Regions from separate parts of the Homo sapiens genome. Here region 2 is linked to region 1. Evidence: chromatin loops called from intact Hi-C (ENCODE). Cell type or tissue: adrenal gland. All regions are shown on one strand. Each heading gives the region's core, and the rest is flanking DNA. Links, peaks and the distances in the headings are about the cores only. Region 1 overlaps FALEC (focally amplified lncRNA regulator of ECM1). Region 2 overlaps PRPF3 (pre-mRNA processing factor 3).

Evidence for each region. A loop is a pair of places that touch in the nucleus more often than their neighbours do. Peaks named below come from ENCODE experiments on the same cell type or tissue, not always from the same donor. Only the 100,000 strongest peaks of a DNase experiment are listed, where the experiment ranks them.
Region 2: it touches region 1 in a loop (2.8-fold over the local background); 9 of 110 quality-filtered maps call a loop at or near these places.

Annotation. Positions count from the first base shown.
Region 1 is chr1:150,529,903-150,535,275 of GRCh38, forward strand. It overlaps FALEC (focally amplified lncRNA regulator of ECM1), which reads left to right. Exons shown (of 6, transcript NR_186305.1): 4 at 2,348-2,491; 5 at 2,755-2,884. Among named protein-coding and RNA genes, the nearest start is that of ADAMTSL4, 17 kb to the right of the region's middle. RefSeq lists an enhancer at 2,828-3,818. In adrenal gland, for the core only: CTCF peaks have their summits at 2,831 and 3,030; a DNase peak (open chromatin) is centred at 2,919; H3K27ac peaks cover 943 bases.
Region 2 is chr1:150,352,392-150,357,764 of GRCh38, forward strand. It overlaps PRPF3 (pre-mRNA processing factor 3), which reads left to right. Exons shown (of 16, transcript NM_004698.4): 16 at 442-842. The coding sequence ends at 588. Among named protein-coding and RNA genes, the nearest start is that of RPRD2, 9.1 kb to the right of the region's middle. In adrenal gland, for the core only: no CTCF peak of the experiment used is centred there; no DNase peak of the experiment used is centred there.

The sequences.
Region 1 (5,373 bases), core at 288-5,287:
TTTCTTAAAGTATGCAAAATGCGGTGTGTCTGTGTGTGTGCATTTTTCTGGGGCGAGTATCTGTAGCTTACATCAAATTCTTTAAAGGGTGATCCAGAAAGACAAGAGCCCCTAACTTGGGTCAGCTCTTGGATCCACTGCTGTGGATCAGGGCCTGACTGATGGGCAGTTACATCCCTGCCTATTGACAAGGGGCAGTGTGGCACAGAGGTAGATGTGCAGGGGCCTGGACTGCACCACCTCAGGGAAGCTACTTAGCTCCTCAGTTTTCTCTTCTGTAAAATGGGAATGATAATCCCAGTTCCTTATTTCAGAGGGCTGTGAAGATTAAGTTAGATAATACATGCAAATGCTGAGGCCATGCTGGGTACTTAGTAACGGCTGGGTACTTACTAATAGGACGCACATTTAAGAACAAAGACTTTGAATCGGGAGGCAGCAGCTGGGGGAGCACAGTTACAGACAATTTTTTTGCTAAGCACAACATCTGATCATTCTCTCCCCTCTGATACTGTGTGGTCCCATGCAGGTTCCTTAATCACTGCCTCAGTTTCCTTATCTGTAAAATGGAGATGATAACAGTAACTGCCTCATGGTTTGCAGGGACTCTCTGAGGCCGGTGCTCACTAAGTGCTGGTTATTATTGCGATTTTTACTGCCCAGGGCCCAAATTCAGGCTCCTCATCTTGATAAGAAAGGCTCTTCCCACCAGGCCTTGCCCCGCACTGAAGCCGTCACAACCCAGCAGGCACCTTCACACTGTCTCCAGTGTCCAGTGGCTCTACGGGCCGAAGCACTGAGCACAGAAGAGAGCGAGTGACCAAACGGAGGCCCGCAACACCCGCGCCCTTCCTCAGAGTATTCCCTTCCAAGAGTGCCCTCGCCCTTCCCTTCCCAATTTCCATCTATAGATATCCAGCTTTTGGTTCAAAGCGGAACTCCAGAAACCACACTGTCCATAACGCCTTCCTAATTCCTCTCATCAGAAGCCCCTGTTCTGAGCCAGTCATGTGGCATATGCAGTTCTCAGGAACAACACACCTCAGTTCCCTAACTGCACTGCAGCCTCTGGGGACAGGCCTGGCCCCATCCTGTTCTTTTTACCACATCTGTCACCATCTTTGCACAGAGAATACCTTTGGTAGAGAGCTCTTGAACAAAGGAAATGAAATACTCAATGATTCCACTATTCCAAGGCATTCACACATCTAAGGGAAGGGAGAAAGAATCCCCAAATGACTGATCTGTACACTAAGAAACTGATTATACAAATGAACAATGGCCAGACCATATATTAAAATACAACTCTAGGCTGGGCACAGTGGCTCATGCCTGTAATCCCAGCACTTTGGGAGGCCGAGGTGGGCGGATCATCCGAGGTCGGGAGTTAGAGACCAGCCTGACCAACATGGAGAAATCCCGTCTCTACTAAAAATATAAAATTAGCCTGTAATCCCAGCTACTCTGGAGGCTGAGGCAGGAGAATTGCTTGAACCTGGGAGGCGGAGGTTGCCGTGAGCCGGGATCTCGCCACTGCACTCCAGCCTGGGCAACAAGAGCAAAACTCCATCTCAAGAAAAAAAAAAATACAACTCTCACCCACAGCCTGCGGTCACTTGCTGGGGAAACTAACTCATTATCTGCAACAATTAACCTGGGAGGTCTTCCTGCTCTAAATCAGGCCTGCAAGAAGCCAGATTGCTATCTCTAGTGACAATCCAGGAAGCTAAACAATAACCAATAATGTCTGTAACAATCAGCCCCAAATGGCCAGAATTTGATTAGTAACTGACAGTTTCCTTAATTTTGTCCTCACTTTAGGACCAACCAGGGAAAGCCAAAAATGCACCCCTAACCAAGCACACAGGATGCCCTGCTTCTAGTTAGCCCATGCACGGGCAGCTTCCCCACACCAACAGCCTCCAATCAGGGCACACCTGAAGCCTTCACTTTCCTCAGCTATAAAGGTGTCCCACTCCTCTGCCTGCCTTCGAAGCTCCGTCAAAATGCAAGTGCAGATGGCTGACACCCTTGCTCTGTCGCCCAGGCTGGAGTGCAGTGGCACGATCTTGGCTCACTGCAAGCTCCGCCTCCCGGGTTCACGCCATTCTCCTGCCTCTCAGCCTCCCGAGTAGCTGGGACTACAGGTGCCCACCACCACGCCCAGCTAATTTTTTTGTATTTTTAGTAGAGACAGGGTTTCACCATGTTAGCCAGGATGGTCTTGATCTCCTGACCTCCTGATCCACCTGCCTCGGCCTCCCAAAGTGCTGGGATTACAGGCATGAGCCACCGCACCCGGCCAGCCTTTGCTTTTTTAAAGTTGGTTTTCCTTTATTTCCACAAGACCCAGGAACGAAAGCGCAGGGAGCAGAGGCTGGACCGTCCTCTGTCAGTTCCCTCGTTCCCCTGGAGTGGAGCTCTGAGCCCTGGGACCACAGAGTTGGCTGTTACACTGGAAACACTGATCAGACCTTTGGACTCAGCTGAGGTAAGGCTGGAGAAGCCAATTGACTCAGATGAAATACCCCAGGCATAAAATCACAAAAGAGTTTTTGTTAGATGCTGGTTGGGAGGGAGTGGCTCCAGAGATCTGGGAAAAGAGCAGGCCGGCCGGCAATAGAGACATGAGGGAAAGGCAGGAACTTTGCCTAGAATGGGGGCCAGGGGTTGCCAGCACCCGCCTTGGTGGGACAGAGAATTGAGTCAAGATTCTTATCTCACCTCCACTATGATCCTTTTTTCATTCCACAGATATTCACTGAGTGCATAGTGTGTGCGCCAGGCCCTGTTCTGGGAGATGACAGGCAAGGCCACTGACTTCGTGGAGCTCGCCCCCTAACGGTGAAGACAAACAGTGACTGACTAAGGAAAAAAAAAAAAGGTAATTTCAGAAGTGGCAAGTGCCCTGAGCAAAATAAACTAAGATGGTGCAACAGAGAAAAAGGGTGCTGGGGGGTGGGGACACATGCCCCTTTCTAATGCTGCTTCTTGGAGGAAGGTATCTGTGCTGACACCCTAGCAGCCAGGAGCCAGCAGTGCAACTAGAGAGGAAGAGCTTTTCCAGGCATGGGGAACAGCTTCGGCAAAGACCCTGAGGTGGCCCAGGATTGACATGTCCAATAAAGAACAGAGAGGCCAGTGTGGCCAGAGTAGCAGTAATAGCGTTGGGATGAGGCCAGGGAGGAGGCTCACGCCTGGCCAGGCATGAAGGGCCTTCTTGGCCATGTCAAGAGTTTAGATTTCATTTTATTCAAAAAGGCACTGAATGGCTAGCCTGCCTCAGCCGTTTTTTCAGGGCCTTAGAAGAGCTGCTTTGCCAAGCTCCTGTCAGGATTGCAGCAGAGGGCACCCGTGGGTGTTGAGGGACGGCCTTGAGGGGATGGAGTATAGATCAGCCTCACTGCTGTAAGCCACAACTGAACCCCTTGCTGAGTAGGGCAAGATGGGCCACATCGAGTGTGGAAACTCCGAAACTCTATGCTAAATGTTTTTTGTGTATACCTATCTTAGGAAGAGAACCAGAGCTTTTTTTTTTTTTTTTTTTTTTTGAGATGGAGTCTCACTCTGTTGCCCAGGCTGGAGTGCAGTGGTGCAATCTCTGCTCACTGCAACCTCCGCCTCCCAGGTTCAAGTGATTCTCCTACCTTAGCCTCTTGAGTAGCTGGGACTACAGGTGGTGTGCCACAACACCCGGCTAATTTTTGTATTTTTAGTAGAGATGAGGTTTCGCCATGTTGGCCAGGCTGGTCTCAAACTCCTGACCTCAGGTGATCCACCAGCCTCATCTTCCCAAAGTGTTGGGATTACAGGCATGAGCCACCGTGCCCAGCCTGTTTTTTTCAGATTCTAACTCCTAAGCACTAAGAACCCAGAGCTTTTATCAGCCTCTCAGCAGAGTCTCTGTGACCAAAAAAGATAGAAAAAGGTGAATAATGACACCTGTGCTTCCATATGCATGGGGTATTTTAATAAGGATGTTCAGATGTGGCCTTGGAGGAGGAGAGAGGGAGGCTGGAAGAAGGAGACGTGTCGTGGATCCTGTGTGTGCTTTACCTGTTTTTAAAATCTGGCGTAAAGGACTAACACTGTGGACAAGGATGGCGTGGGGAGAAAGGTGCTGAAGTCTCGGCATGGCAGGAACCTGCAGGGAGGCCCTTCCCATCCTTAACTCAGCCTTCTGGGCCAGGGTGGGGCAGTGACAAACCCAGGGTCAGATCCTAACCCAGGTGGCCCCACCCCACCCCTAACCTGTGCTCACATGCCTCAACTCTGAGGAGCTGGTCCTGGAGAGGTGGGGTGCAGGAGGGCGGCACCTCCCCTGAGCCCAAGGAGGCTGCAGCTGCCCTGCAGGTGTGGGCTGCACTGCTCTGCAAGAGACTCCCTGGAGAGGGATGCCCTTTGTCCAGGCCACTGAAGCCGCTGTCGTCCTCTGAGCATGCCCCAAGCTCTTCTGAGCCCCGCACCTTCATAGAAAGAGGCACCTGGCTGGCCCCAACAGGATCGCTTTGCTCAGACCTGAGTTCTTATGAAGGGTTCAGTCCCAAAGTCTTGGTTGGTCATTTTGCTTTCAGTCAAAGTTCACCTCACTATGCCTGGTATCTGTGCCCCCCCAGCCCCCACTCAGGAGATGGAGGCTGAGATAGAAATGTGCTCTCTAGCCTGGCACAGTGGCTCAAGCCTGTAATCCCAGCACTTTGGGAGGCCAAGGTGGGCGGATCATGAGGTCAGGAAATCGAGACCATCCTGGCCAACATGGTGAAACCCCGTCTGTACTAAAAATACAAAAATTTGCTGGGTGTGGTGGCGCGTGGCTGTAATCCCAGCTACTCAGGAGGCTGAGGCAGGAGAATCGCTTGAACCAGGGAGTTGGAGGTTGCAGTGAGCTGAGATCATGCCACTGCACTCCAGCCTGGCAACAGAGCAAGACTCTGTCTCAAAAAAAAAAAAAAAAAAATGTCCTCTCTAACTCTCTCCAGAATCTTGGCTGGAATTGACTTTGCCTCCCCACAAATAGGCTCTGGCCTGGCCTTCAGGACCCACCTGTTCTCAGCAATCAGCCAGCCCCTCCTGGTGTTCAGATCCCCAGTAATCTGGGTCCACGAGCCGGGGAACAGAGTTGACTGGTGATGACAGGTCCCTGGCAGGATGCAAAGCGGCTGAGGGCCTCCTGGGCCAGCACTTGGGTAAACCAAAGTGCTGCTCTCCTCTGCTTGAGAACAATTGGGACTGTTGCATAGCTTCCTCCTGAGGCCTTCGAAATGGCTTCCTCTGAGGGATAAGAGCACAGTCACCCAAACTTGTGTTGACAAACAGTATTTTTATGCCAAATCTTCTAACTTGATTTTTTTTTCTTTTTGAGACCGAGTCTCA
Region 2 (5,373 bases), core at 219-5,218, 180 kb before region 1:
GCGGTGGCTCACGCCTATAATCCCAGCACTTTGGGAGGCTGAGGCGGGAGGATCACGAGGTCAGGAGATCGAGACCATCCTGGCTAACACGGTGAAACCCCGTCTCTACTAGAAATACAAAAAATCAGCTGGGCGTGGTAGCGGGCGCCTGTAGTCCCAGCTACTCCAGAGGCTGAGGCAGGAGAATGGTGTGAACCCGGGAGGCGGAGCTTGCAGTGAGCCGAGATCGTGCCACTGCACTCCAGCCTGGGCGACAGAGCGAGACTCTGTCTCAGAAAAACACAAATATCCAAGGAAATGGAGGTCACAATTTTTTTTTAACCATAAAATCACGTTCAGCTGGGCACATGTCTCACAAATGTTACTAGGTCTTCTTATAAAAGAATATTATCTGATTTAAATAAGAAATTGAAGTGTTTTTATTATATATCTCTTTTCTAGGGTACAGCCAAAGACCGGAGCTTTGGAGAGATGAAGTTTAAACAGTGTCCTACAGAGAACATGGCTCGTGAGCATTTCAAAAAGCATGGGGCTGAACACTACTGGGACCTTGCGCTGAGTGAATCTGTGTTAGAGTCCACTGATTGAGACTACTGCAAGCCCTTGCCTCTCCTCCCTTGCCTTTGTCTCTTCAGTCCTCTCACTTATTCTATTTCCCAACCCCCTCCCACTTGTTTGTGTGATCTCAGAACTGTGCCAAGCAGACACTGGGACAAAGGGAGAATATCTTGCTCCCCTCCTGAGTCAGCCTGGTGTTGCCCTTTATTCCCCTTATGTGCATATGATTAAAGAGTTATTTTTAAACTTGGTGTGATATTTTTCACACATTCGTAAGTATTAGAGTTTGGGTCTACAGGTGATCTTTTTTCCGGACTTTTAGCAATTGCTGTGGAAAAAAACATTTTTTGTCATTGACATTTATTTATATATATAAATGGATGAATGGATGGATGGATAGATGGATGTGTATTTTTGAAGTCTAGTGGAAATGTTTGATCTCATCCTGGAGCTAGAATGATAAATACTGTTTTCCTGGAGCAGAATGAAGCAGGGAGATGTGTAAAGTGGTAAGGGAGGAAGGAGGGACAAATGAGTATCCATCCCTTAACCAAGAGAATCACCAGGTTAGACAGATTACCTCAGGACTTGGCTAAGTAGTCTTTCCAGGAAATCAGTTCCTCTAAGGGATGCATATGTGGGAATGTGTGTTGTGGGTGAAATGGACACAGGGAAAGTCCAAGGAGGATGCTATGGGTCAGTTTGTAAAGTGGAATAGGATTTAAGAATTTAGCCCATTTTGTCTCTTTTACTAGTTTAAAAATCCGCTTCTAATAGAAATTGTGTAGTTTTTTTTTTTTTTTTTCTATCTATGAATCCGACTACATGTGGGTGGTTTTATTTCAGCATTTAATGTTTCTGGTTTGATTTTAGGAGTATTTGAAGTCCAAAATTTTTACCATACCTATCCTTCCGTTTCATATTGCCTCTGTTGGGAATGGATCAAACAAGTCAATAGAGCTCCCATACCTTCTTGCTAGGTGGAGCATGCTATGAATTGGTATTGGAGAATGGATGTTTGACAAAAAGTTAAAACATTCTGTGTTATAAAATTAACCCCCTTTAAAAAAAAAAATCTGTATTTCAGGTCCTGGTCAGAGTTCCAACTTTAAGGTAGTATTAGGGAGCACTACCATCAAGGAGGTGGGAAGAGATAGGGGACCACACAGGGCTTTGAGGTAAAACTAGTGCAACTTCTCTCCTTCTTAATTTTAATTTTTTTTTTTTTGTTTTTTGTTTTTAGACCGAGTCTCGCTCTGTCGCCAGGCTGGAGTGCAGTGGTGTGATCTCGGCTCACTGCAACCTCCACCTCCCAGGTTCCAGCAATTCTCCTGCCTCAGCCACCCGAGTAGCTGGGACTACAGGCGCACGCCACCACACTCAGCTAATTTTTGTATTTTTTAGTAGAGATGGGGTTTCACCATATTGGCCAGGCTGGTCTCAATCTCCTGACCTCGTGATCTGCCCACCTCGGCCTCCCAGAGTACTGGGATTACAGGTGTGAGCCACCGCGCCTGGCCTGATTTTAATTTTTTTGAGCTCCAGCTCAAAGGATTCTCCTTTTTTAGAGATAAGCAAGCTGAGCTTGGTGGCTCCTGCCTGTAATCCCAGCATTTTGGGAGGTCGAGGCAGGCAGATCATCTGAGGTCAGGAATTCGAGACCAGCCTGCCCAACATGGTGAAACCCCATCTCTACTAAAAATACAAAAAATTAGCTGGGTGTGGTGGTGGGCACCTGTAATCCCAGCTACTTAGGAGGCTGAGGCAGGAGAATTGCTTGAACCCAGAAGGCGGAGGTTGCAGTGAGTCAAGATCGTGTCACTGCACTCCAGCCTGGGCGACGAGAGCAAAACTCCTTCTCAAAAAAAAAAAAAAAAAAGGCCAGGAGTGATGGCTCACGCCTCTAATCCCAGCACTTTGGGAGGCCGAGGCGGGTGGATCACGAGGTCAAGAGATTGAGACCATCCTGGCCAATATGGTGAAACGCTGTCTCTACTAAAAATACAAAAATTAGCTGGCATTGTGGCACGTACCTGTAGTCCTAGCTACTTCGGAGGCTGAGGCAGGAGAATCACTTGAACCTGGGAAGCGGAGGTTGCAGTGAGCCGAGATCGCGCCACTGCACTCCAGCCTGACGACAGAGCCAGTCTCCGTCTCAAAAGAAAAAAGCCAAAAAAAGAGATAAGCACGGCTGGGCGCAGTGGCTCACGCCTATAATCCCAGAACTTTGGGAGGCTGAGGTCGGTGGATCACCTGAGATCTGGAGTTTGAGACCAGCCTGACCAACATGGAGAAACCCCATCTCTACTAAAAATACAAAACTAGCCGAGCGTGGTGGTGCATGCCTGTAATCCCAGCTACTCGGGAGGCTGAGGCAGGAGAACTGCTTGAACCCAGGAGGCAGAGGTTGCCCTGAGCCACGATCGCACCACTGCACTCCAGCCTGGGCAACAAGAGCAAAACTCCATCTCAAAAAAAAAGAGAAAAGCAAACTAACCCAGATGAGTGAGGCTCATCATCTGAAGGATGGTACAGGATGAAATCTTTGAAATAACTCTAGCTTACCAGGACACAGCAATGAAGATTTTGAGTGCTTACTAGTAATTATATCTATGAAACTTGGGAGCTAGAGAATTGAACTAGCTATTTTAGTATTTCTTGATTTAAGCAAATGCAGGGGAAAAATTCATTGTCATAAAAATGAGTGTTTTTGTTCTGTTAAAGGATTTGTTACAAGTATATGTGTAAATAATTTATACACTACTTCAAAAATGAATTGATTGCATAAGATCTAAAAGAAATATTTATATTACAATATGCTATAGTTTATTGTAATGTACCCATAATGAGACTCAAACTTGTCTTGAGTATATCACTCGTCTCTCTGTGCCTCCAGGTGTTAATTGTTGTTAAATTTTCTCAAGCATTACCTCCTTATTTCTCCTTACAAACTTATAAGAGATATGCATTTTAGAGGTGAGGAATCTGAGGCTTAGAGTAAATAATTTGCCCAAGTTTATGACTTAGTAAGTTGTAGAGCTTGATTTGAACCCAGATTTGTTTGAGTACAGACCAAACTGAGCCACTAAGTGTATATTGCCTCATTTGTACAATAAAGAGGTAGGGACAGATATGTTCTTTCAAATGAATGTTATTCTCAGGATAGTTCTTACCTGGGGATGCTGTTATCACTGAAAATACTTTGTGAGCTGGGCGCGGTGGCTCATGCCTGTAATCTCAGCACTTTGGGAGGCCAAGGCGGGCGGATCACGAGGTCAGAAGTTCGAGACCAGCCTGACCAACATGTTGAAACCCCGTCTCTACTAAAAATGCAAAAATTAGCTGGGCATGGAGGCGCGCGCCTGTAATCCCAGCTACTCGAGAGGCTGGGGCAGGAGAATCACTTGAACCCAGGAGGCGGAGGTTGCAGTAAGCGAGATCGCGCCACTGCACTCCAGCCTGGGCGACAGGGCAAGACTCCATCTCAAAAAAAAAAAAAACAAAAACTTTGTGAATTTTGGTAATTTCATCTATTTCCAGTCCTTTTTGAATACCTTTAGTTAACGGCAGTTATTAGTTTTGGAAGAGTCATTTTTTTCATTTTTTATTTTCATTGGAAAGAGTTTTAGAAACCCTTTGGCTGGAATTAATAAATGATTATAGTAAGGTTGCAGGATATAAGGTTACAATACAAAAATCAGTCGCTCTCCTGTATACGAGTAATGAACAAGTAGAATTTGAAATTAAAAGCAATTCCATTTACATTAGCACCAAAAGGAAGTGGAATACTTAGGGATAAATCCAAATATATGTAAGATCTATATGAAGAAAACTACAAAACTCTAATAAAAAAAAAACTAAATAAATGCAATGGTATGTCACATTCATGGTAGGAAGACAGTATTGTAAAGATGTCAGTTCTGGTTGGATGTGGTGGCTCATGCCTGTAATCTCAGCACCTTGGGAGACCGAGGCTGGAAGATCATTGAGACCAGCCTGGACAACATAGGGAGATCCCATCTCTGCAACTTTTTTTATTTTTATTTTTTTTTTGAGACAAGGTCTCGCTTTGTTGCCCAGGTTGGAGTGGTGTGGCATGTTCTCAGCTCACTGCTGCCTTGACGTCCCAGGCTCAAGCAATCCTCCCACCTCTCAGCCTCCCGAGTAGCTGAGTCTACAGGCACATGCCACCACACCTGGCTAGTTTTTAAATTTTTTTGTAGAGACGAGGTATCACTTTGTTGCCCAGGCTGGTCTCCAACTCCAGAGCTCAAGTCATCTTCTTGCCTTGGCTTCCCAAAGTGCTGGGATTACAGCGATGAGTCACTGCACCCGGTCTACAAAAAATTTAAAAATAAAATTAGCCAGGCATGGTGGCATGTGCATGTGGTTCCAGCTACCTGGGCTGGGAGGATCACTTGGGCCTGGGAAGTACCATTGCACTCCAGCCTGGGTGACAGAGTGAGACCCTGTCTCAAGGAAAAAAAAAAAATCCAATAGAGTTGAAGGACTGACATTACCCAACTTTGAGAATTACTGTAAAGCTACAGTAATGAAGGTGGTGTTGTTGTTGTTGTTGTTGTTGTTGTTTTGAGACGGAGTCTCGCTCTATTGCCCAGGCTGGAGTGCAGTGGTGCAATCTCGGCTCACTGTAACCTCCATCTCCCGGGCTCAAGCAGTTCTCCTACCTCAGCCTCCCGAGTAGCTGGGATTACAGGCACCTGCCACCATGCCCAGCTAAGTTTTGCATATTTTTAGTAGAGATGGGGTTTCACCACACTGGCCAGGCTGGTCTTGAACTCCTGACCTGAGGTG